Regions from separate parts of the Homo sapiens genome. Here region 2 is linked to region 1. A link is an interaction called in ENCODE POLR2A ChIA-PET data of the cell type or tissue named here. Cell type or tissue: PC-9. All regions are shown on one strand. Links, peaks and the distances in the headings refer to the core of each region. The heading gives the core; the rest is flanking DNA. Region 1 overlaps SSPN-AS1 (SSPN antisense RNA 1). Region 2 has its middle 11 kb from the start of BHLHE41.

Region 1 (4,395 bases), core at 280-4,279:
CTGTACACAAAAGTTATTGTTCTATCTGAAATAAGCTAAAATATGGCAAATTTTTGAGGATTGATGAAGTATAAGAAAAAAATAGTATCCATTTTACCTTGATTCTGAGAACATTCTCTTTCAAACAGCTCAGAAGTCATGACAATGGATCTGCAGATAAAGATACTAAATATGAGCACACCATTTGGCACTGCTATAAAGAAATTTACTTAGTCTCATTTAAGTAAACGCAATTTATTACTTTTTAAGTTTTAGAATAAACTAATAGTCCAATCATGAAAAGCATAAACATAATCTTAAGTTACTATTAATATTATGGGCTAGTCACTCTTCTAACCACTTTACATGCATGGACTCATTTGTTTCTCACAACAACACCATGAAGTAGGACCTATTTTTCTTCATCTGTAAAATACAGATGAACAAACTGAGCTACAGATAGAGTATCTTGCTTGACCAAATTTAATCAGCTAAAGTGAGTAGAACCAGGTTCAAACAAAGCCAGTCTGCTACAGACCCTTCTCATAACCATGGCACTATCATATCTTAGAACAGAATGTAAATTTTTTTTTTTTTGAGACGGAGTCTTGCTATGTCGCCCAGGCTGGAGTGCAGTGGTATGATCTCTGCTCACTGCAACCTCCACCTCCCAGGTTCAAGAGATTCTCCTGCCTCAGCCTCCCTAGTAGCTGGGATTACAGTTGCCCACCACCACGCCCTGCTAACTTTTTTGTATTTTTAGTAGACACAGGGCTTCACCATGTTGGCTAGGCTGGTTTCGAACTCCTGACCTTAAGTGAACCGCCTGCCTTGGCCTCCCAATGTGCTGGGATTATAGGTGTGAGACACCGCATCCGGCTAATGTAAATATTATTATCCTTGAAAATATAAAAATAAACGTGTAGTGGATAGAAACTAGGATTCAGGAAACAGAGAAGTGATATTAAGGGAACAGTAAGAGTCACGATATCTTCATCTTGTTTGGCTAGTATTTTAGCTTTCTCTTGCTACATAACAAATTACCACAAACTTAGCAGCCTAAAACAACACTCATTATCTCCTAGTTTTCGTGGGTCAGACGTCTTGGCATGAACCAGCTGGGTTTTCTGCTCAATGTCTTGCCAAGCTGCAATCAAGGAGTCAGCCAGGGCTGCACTCTAATCGTAGGTGGGGGCCCTCTTCCCAGCCCACTGACTGTGGTAGATTTTCAGCTCCTTGTTGTTGTAAGATTGGTGTTCCTCATGGAATATTCCAGAGGCAGTTCATGACATGGCTGTTTGCTTTCTTCCAGGCCAGCTGGAAAGCATCTCTGTTGCTTCACTTTCTTTTAAATGACTCGCCTGATTAGGTCAGGCCCACCCAGGACACCTCCCGTTGATTAACTCAAACTTAATTGATTAGTAACGGACCCTGCCCACACTTAAAGGAAAAGGATTACACAAGGTATGCACATCAAGGGATAGAAACTTGGGGGATCATCTTAGAATTCTGCCTACTACAGTTAGGAATCAGGAAAATGGCATCCAAGGTTTACAGACAAGAAATAGATATTTAATGATATTCTTTTTTTTTTTTTGAGACAGAGTATCACTCTGTCGCCAGGCTGGAGTGCAGTGGCGCGATCTCAGCTCACTGCAACCTCCACCTCCTGAATTCAAGCAATTCTCCTGCTTCAGCCTCCCGAGTAGCTGGGACTACAGGTGCGCACCACCATGCCCAGCTAATTTTTGTATTTTTAGTAAAGACAGGGTTTCACCATTTTGGCCAGGATGGTCTCAATCTCCTGACCTCAAGTGATCTGCCTGCCTCGGCCTCCCAAAGTGCTGGGATTACAGGCATAAGCCACCGCACCCAGCCTATATTTCTAAAATAAAGATTAATTGAATAAAGATTAATACCATAAAAACACCTACTTGTAAGAATGACAAAAAAAGAAGAAAGTATGTAATACTAGTAAATGTTAGGAGGAAGGAAGGAAGGAATTCAGGGGTTGAATGCGAGCCAAGTTAGTTCTCAGCCTTGATTTCACAGCAGAATCATCTGAATATCTTGAAAAATGACTAATAACTTAGAACCCGCCCAAGACAAAATAAGTCAGAATTTATAGGGGTGGGGACAAGTTATAGATATGTTTTAAAAGCTCTTCAGGTGATTTTAATCTGCATCCAGCTAGAAAACCTCAGAGCTGAATCTTCATCTTTCTTAATAGAGAGGTCATTGGAATTCCCCCCAACCTAAAGTTGATAATAGAGATATAATCATGTTATTTGGAATTGTGAAAACAACCATCAGAAGCACTACCTCCAATGAAGAGTGGGGCTGGGAAGTTTGGGAGCGTAGAATTAGCCAATTAGTGCTCAGTCCAAATCTGCCTGCACTATTTTTTTTTAATCATCTGCATGTATTATGTTGACTTATTTAAAAAATATTTCAGGTGGGTGCAGTGGCTCATGCCTATAATTCTAGTACTTTGGGAGGCTGAGGTGGTCAGATTGCTTGACTTCATGAGTTCAAGACCAGCCTGGGCAACATGGCAAGACCTCATCTCTACAAAAAAATACAGAAGTTAGCCTGGCATCATGACACGCACCTGTAGTCCCAGCTACTCGAGAGGCTGAGGTGGGAAGACAGCTTGAGCCAAGGAGGTTGAGGCTGCAGTGAGCCATGATTGCACTACTGCACTACAGCCTGGCAAGAGAGCGAGACCCTGCCTCAAAAAAAAAAAAAAAAAAAAAGGAAAAAGAAAAAAAAGGTTTCAGAGCTTGTAGTCCCTTCAACAAGTGAAAAGTCAACACTTCCTATATGATTAGCACTAAAACCTTACCAGCCAATATGACCTAGCTATTATGTGCTTTTCTTTAAAAACACATGCCCTAAACCTAATGAAACAAGTACTGGGGTTTGTTCCTTTGGTGTAGAAATGCACATAATTTTCATGCTATCTCATTTTTTAAAAATTCTGCCCCCTCGCCACCCTTTTCACTTCCTGTGTCAGTAAGCATTAATTCAGAATAGCTTTTGTATGCATTTCCTATTGCTGTAACAAATACCACAAACTGGATGTCCAAAAACAACAGAAATTATCTGTAGTAGTTTGATAGTCCACAAATCTGAAATTCATTTCACCACCCTGAAAACCAGGTGTGAGTTGACAGGGCTGCAGATCTTCCAAAGCCTCTAGGGGTAAATCCACTTCTTGCCCCTTCCAGCTCCTGGTGGCTGCCAGCATTCCTTGGTTGGTGGCCACATCACACCAATCTCTGGTCAGATTGCCTTCTCCTCTTCTGCGTCAAACTCCCTCTGTGTCTCTCTTATGAGGATACATGTGATTGCACTTAGAGCCCTCCTGGGTAGTCCAGGATAACCTCCCCACTTCAAGATCCTTCACTTAATCATGTCTGCAAAGTCCCTTTTTTCCATATAAGGTAACATTTACAGCATAAGGTAACATTACAGGTGCCCCTAACCCCCAGACCACAAACCAGTACAGGTCCTAGGCCTGTTAGGAACCAGGCCACATAGAAGGAGGTGAGCGGCAGTCAAGCTAGCAAAGCTTCGTCTGTATTTACAGCTGCTACCCATTGCTCACATTACTGCCTGAGCTCTGCCTCATGTCAGATCAGTGGCACCATTAGATTCTCATAGGAGCGCCAACCTTATGGTGAACTGTGCATGTGAGGGATCTAGGTTGTGTGCTCCTTTTGAGAATCTAATGCCTGATGATCTGTCACTCTCTCCCATCACCCCCAGGTGGGACCATCTAGTTGCAGGAAAACAAGCTCAGCACTCTCACTGATTCTACATTATGCTGAGTGGTATAATTATTTCATTATCTATTATAGTGTAATAACAATAGAAATAAAGTGCACAATAAATATAGTATGTTAGAATCATCCCAAAACCATGACCCTTCTACCCCCTCCATGGAAAAACTGTCTTCCACAAAACTGATCCCTGGTGCCAAAAAGGTTGGGGCCCACTGATTTACAGGATCCTAAGGATTGGAACACGGATATTGTTGTAGGACTTCAGTCTACCATTATTTTTTACATTTTTAATCATTGAGCTAGCTTCCAATGTCTGTTCAGATGAAGGAAATATATCTGAGGTGAAAATGAAATTTTAAAATCTAATTTATTTGGAGCTCTGGAAACACTATGAAAGGAAAATACATGATAATGGGAAGTGTCCGTATTTTTCAGAGTTAAGTATTTTATTTGTCTTGTTTATAGTAGATTCTCCTATTTTATGTAGATCTCCCTATTTTATTTACTATTTGACTTCTGTTTTTTACTCTTAAAATATTTTGTTTCATTATATCTTTCTTTTAAGTTGGTAAAGAGCAAATAAGATGAACTGAATATACCTACAAGTAATTCATGTTTTCATGTATTC
Region 2 (4,395 bases), core at 111-4,110, 140 kb after region 1:
AGCTACAGAAGAAAACATCAATAAACAAATATACATTGTATTTTTATACACTAGCAATGAACAACTGGAAATTAAACTTTAAAAAGTGCCATTTACAATAAGCTGCAGTACAGTTTAATTGGCTATATTTGACTTGAGGTCTAAGCAAGGATTTCCTAACTTGCCAGTCTCTTTAGAGCGTGACTGCTATGCTGGCTCTCACCAAAATCGCCTCCTGAGGATTTGAACCATGGGCTGGGACTAGGGAGTCACGATATTTCCTGCTGCGAAGTGAGATATGATAGTATTCAGAGCATGATCATATCTCATGTGGTAGGGGAACGAAAGCAGTACCTCATGAGCAGCTCTTTGTCTCACCTCCTCCATCTATCTGTTTTACAAAAGAAACTAATGGTGACTTCTTTCCCTTCGAGTAAGGGAGTGAGAGAGACTGAGCAGTTCTAGAGGGAAACATGGCATCCTAAGGCCTGATTTTCAAAAACCTTTGGGAGGAAGCTGAGGCAAAGAACTAGTCCAAGGTCATAGAGCTCAGTAAGAGAACCAGGATTTTTGGTTCTGAGTCTAGTGCTCTTTATACTTTTATGCCATAGTTTTAGTAATGGGGAGGGACAGGCTAAGGTTTTCTCATGGAATGAGTTGAGCTAGCCCATGTGCGATCCTCAAAGGCAGAGTATACTTGCTGGTGGAGAAGGAAAGATTATCACCATAATAATCTTGCTAAATTATGGCATAGAGCATGCAATAATTTTGAGAGAGATGAAATTCTAGGGAAATAATTTTCAAAGTCTCCTACAAATAACCATACTATTCCATCATCCACTCACTTTGGAGACATCCAGAAATGTGCCTTTCCTAGTTTGGAAGTCTCCACATAACGGTGGGCTTTCTGCCCCTCTATACCTGTGTGGTCCTGGTTGTGCCCTAGAGGTTCTCTATAACAGAAGGGATCTAGGACCAAAATAACCTATGAAGCTGGTCAGAGAGAACCTCTAGAATCCAGCAAGCTGGAGAGAGGGCCATGTGCTACAGTTTTTATATAGAGTATTTTTAGGGCACTGTGAACTTTAGCTAAGGTTTCAATTTTGGAGCCTTTTCCATATGGGTGTGCACACAGAATATTATGTGCTGCACAACAGAGATATTGAGTATCTGCCAGATAGTTTAATACATGTTGCTTCCATATGCGGCCTTGCGGCTTCCTCACTGTGATTCGAAAATTAGCTGTAACAGGGGGACTTCAGTCTGACCCAACTCCTGGCGACCTGTAACTCAGAGCAACCAGAAAAACCCTTATAGTATTATAAAGACACAGGATTCTAAGACACCTTAAGCAGGACTTAGTTTTCAAATACATATTATCTTGAACAAGGCTTATCTATCTGCCTAGCCATATCGTGGTTGTGTAAACCGCGTATGACCAGAGAGGCACCTGACTGCAGGCACCCCCGAAGGCCTCTGCAGACCCAAGTGGGCGCGATAATGGATCGATTTCTGAACTGTGCCTGCTAAGATCCTCATTTTAAAACTAGTAAACCAACCCTTGCTCCTTGAATCACCGTTTGAGCGCTGCATGGGGGGTTGGAGGGAAAGGAGGGGGGAATAATGTCATCAGCCTTGAGCTCTTCAAGGGGCTCTAGGATTGGAGAGAGAGGAAAAGCATTCTTAGGTTGCCTAGCGATAAAGCTGCAGATGATATCATTCTCCCCGAGGCCGGCCTCCCCGCCTGGTTTTCCTTCCTCCCTTCCCTGCTCCAGTCTCCCACGCCTGGGTTCAAAGTACAGCCGCGCGGGGTTAGGGAACCGGGGCCGGACGCGGCGCTGTCACGTGTGCCCGCACATGTCTGGGCGCACGCTGAGCAGCACGTGAGAGGGGGCCGGGGAGGGGCGGGGCCTGCTCGCCGTCCTACGCGCGTGCGCGTCCACAGTTCTCCAGACGCTGGCCCCGGGGCGCTGGCGGGCGGCGGGATGGGGGACCGTGGGGCCGAGGGCGGAGCCGAGGCGGCCGGGCCCGGGCGCGCTCTCCCGACAGCTGCACCACACCCTTCCCGGCTGCGTCTCCGCGGGCCAGCCCTGGGTAGTCATCCCTCCCGAATTAAAGCTGGCTCTGACTCGGGACTCCTCAAACCATTCTGACACAGCAGTTTCCGAGCGGCCCTCCTGGGCGCGGGTTACGCGAAGGTCGACACCCGCCTCAGAAGGGCCTTGGGGCGGGAACTCCGGTCTAGAGCGGGCCGCGGCCGGGCGGGACCTCAGCAGGTCCAGGCCCCGGGCCAGGACTTGCGGGGAAAACCCCAGGTGGTGGGTGGGGGTGGGGAGAAAGTGCCAGAGGAGAGTTCTGGGCAAACGAGGTGTCGCAGTACCGGCTGTCTGAGGCATTACATCTTTTCACTGGGCTCACGTGGAGTTTTGCAAATTGAATTCCCACTAATTAAGTACTAGGCGATTTGTTTAATTGTGATGAAATACACTGGGACTTTCCGTTCAAGGTGTAAAGTAAGAGAAGTGATTTTATGGCACGAACGGATTTTGCATGGTGCAGTAAAATGAAGGAAACTAATGTAGCCAGGGGCCGGGGGATGGATTTGTTGTTTTTTTTTTGTTTGTTTGTTTGGTTGGGTTTTTTTTGGTAAATTACCATCTAGTTATTTACAAACCCCTTTTGGGCAAATTGGTCATCTAACACTTTCACTCTTGGAAGTGACCACGTTGATTTTGTAACACTTTCTGAAACATGCCTGTTTATAAACAGCCTAAAATGAACAATTACTTTGGAGTAATTTGGAGTTCATGGTGTCTTTTAGATAACTGAGTATACCCAAGGGTGTTGCAAAAGTAGAGAAGTACCACTACCCTCTGCAAATATGGCTTTGGTCATGTGATGGAAAAAGATCTCAGACGTTGCCAGAAATATCTGGACAGGTCAGGTGCCAGTATTTGCTAAGACATTACAGAATGGTTGTAATCTCTCCAGTCTAAATGGCACAGTGAGTGCCACCCTGGAGACAGGCTGCTGGAAGCTAACAGACATTAACAAAGCACAAGGCATCCTTTGTTTGTTGTTTGTCTGTTAATGATATGTATGCATAATGTCCTATAGGTTGAGTTTCAATTGCACTTCCTCCCCGCGGCCCCCCACCACGTTAGACCGTTTGCACGAGACAGTTTAGTCATTAATATTCTGAAAGGTTGAAAAAGCAAAGATAAACTTCAAACATTCACTCAAATATATATTGAGCTTCTATATGTGCCAGGCGTTGGAGATACAGCAGCGATCATACAGGCAAGTTCATCACCGCTCGTGATGTTTACGACTCCTAGCAAAGTCTCAAAGCTTCCCAGGCATTTGCCAACACAATGATTATTTACGACAATTAGTCATCCTCTCCCTCAGCATGAAATTTTTTCAGTTGGCCCTTAGGAAGAATGTCAGGTGAAAGGGCTGGATCTCTAATCCTATCAATTCCTACTCACGGTCTCCTCTTTCTTCTCCCCTTTCCTCACTCCTTTCATACTAGCCTCCCTGCTGGTCTTCCAGCAGGACAGGCTTGATTCTTTACCAGAATGTTTGCATTTTTTCCTTCTTCTGCCTGCAAGACTGGGTCCCCAGATATCTGGAAAGCCAATTCCGTCACCTTTTCTCTCCATGTTTTGTAAGTCTCTTTTCAAATACCGTTCTTTAGAAAGGCCTTCCCCGAGCAACCCATAGGCAATGTATAAAATGCTTCCTCCCCACCAACATCATCCTTTATTTTTACTGTTTTGTTTTTCTAAATAGCAGGTATCACCTGTCATTACAACGATGTACTGTGTGTGTATACACACTCATAATCTGTTTATTGCTTGTCCACCTCACTAGGATAAGCAGGGACTTAGTTTGGTTCGTTGCTTTGTGCAATGCAAGAATGGTGTCTGGCAATAAATAAGTAAATAAACATGGCCTTTTGTAAATAAATATGTATGACTCTCAATAAATATTTTCTGGATGAATGAACATTTCTAGCAACTAGTTCAGTTTGATCGCCTCCAAAGATAACAGCGCACAACTTTTCAAAGCATCACATTGCGTGTTACGAACCCATGTCCTCCACTCTTACTGAACACCTATGTCCCAGGCACTGTGTGATCCAAAGAATAAACTACATAGAGAAGTCAGCAAGTGGTAAGGAGGCAAAGGCAGTGAACATCTTATACCTGCAAGTGGGAAAAGATTCAGCCTGATTCGGAAGCTTATTGGAAACAGTGATGAAGCATTAATGGAGTTCCCTTAACAATAGAGTTAATTCAATTTCACCTTAGTCCAAATGATTGCAAGTTACCATGTCTAAAAAATTGCTCATCTAGAGAAGTTCCTTCTGTAAAATTGAAAATTAAAGGAGATTTTGATCATTTGATCCCT

Evidence for each region. Peaks named below come from ENCODE experiments on the same cell type or tissue, not always from the same donor. Only the 100,000 strongest peaks of a DNase experiment are listed, where the experiment ranks them.
Region 2: POLR2A ChIA-PET joins it to region 1 with 12 read pairs; 6 of 35 experiments call an interaction of 5 or more read pairs at or near these places.

The regions. Positions count from the first base shown.
Region 1 is chr12:26,248,623-26,253,017 of GRCh38, reverse strand. All of the region lies in intron 1 of SSPN-AS1 (SSPN antisense RNA 1), which reads left to right. It overlaps LOC105369705 (a long non-coding RNA gene), which reads right to left and starts at 146. Exons shown (of 6, transcript XR_007063249.1): 1 at 98-146. RefSeq lists an enhancer at 2,253-2,422. In PC-9, for the core only: no CTCF peak of the experiment used is centred there; no DNase peak of the experiment used is centred there; H3K27ac peaks cover 331 bases.
Region 2 is chr12:26,111,974-26,116,368 of GRCh38, reverse strand. No RefSeq gene overlaps it. Among named protein-coding and RNA genes, the nearest start is that of BHLHE41, 11 kb to the left of the region's middle. RefSeq lists a silencer at 1,860-2,209. In PC-9, for the core only: CTCF peaks have their summits at 2,246 and 2,447; DNase peaks (open chromatin) are centred at 1,738, 2,128, 3,368, 3,888 and 1 weaker place; H3K4me3 peaks cover 2,793 bases; H3K27ac peaks cover 4,000 bases.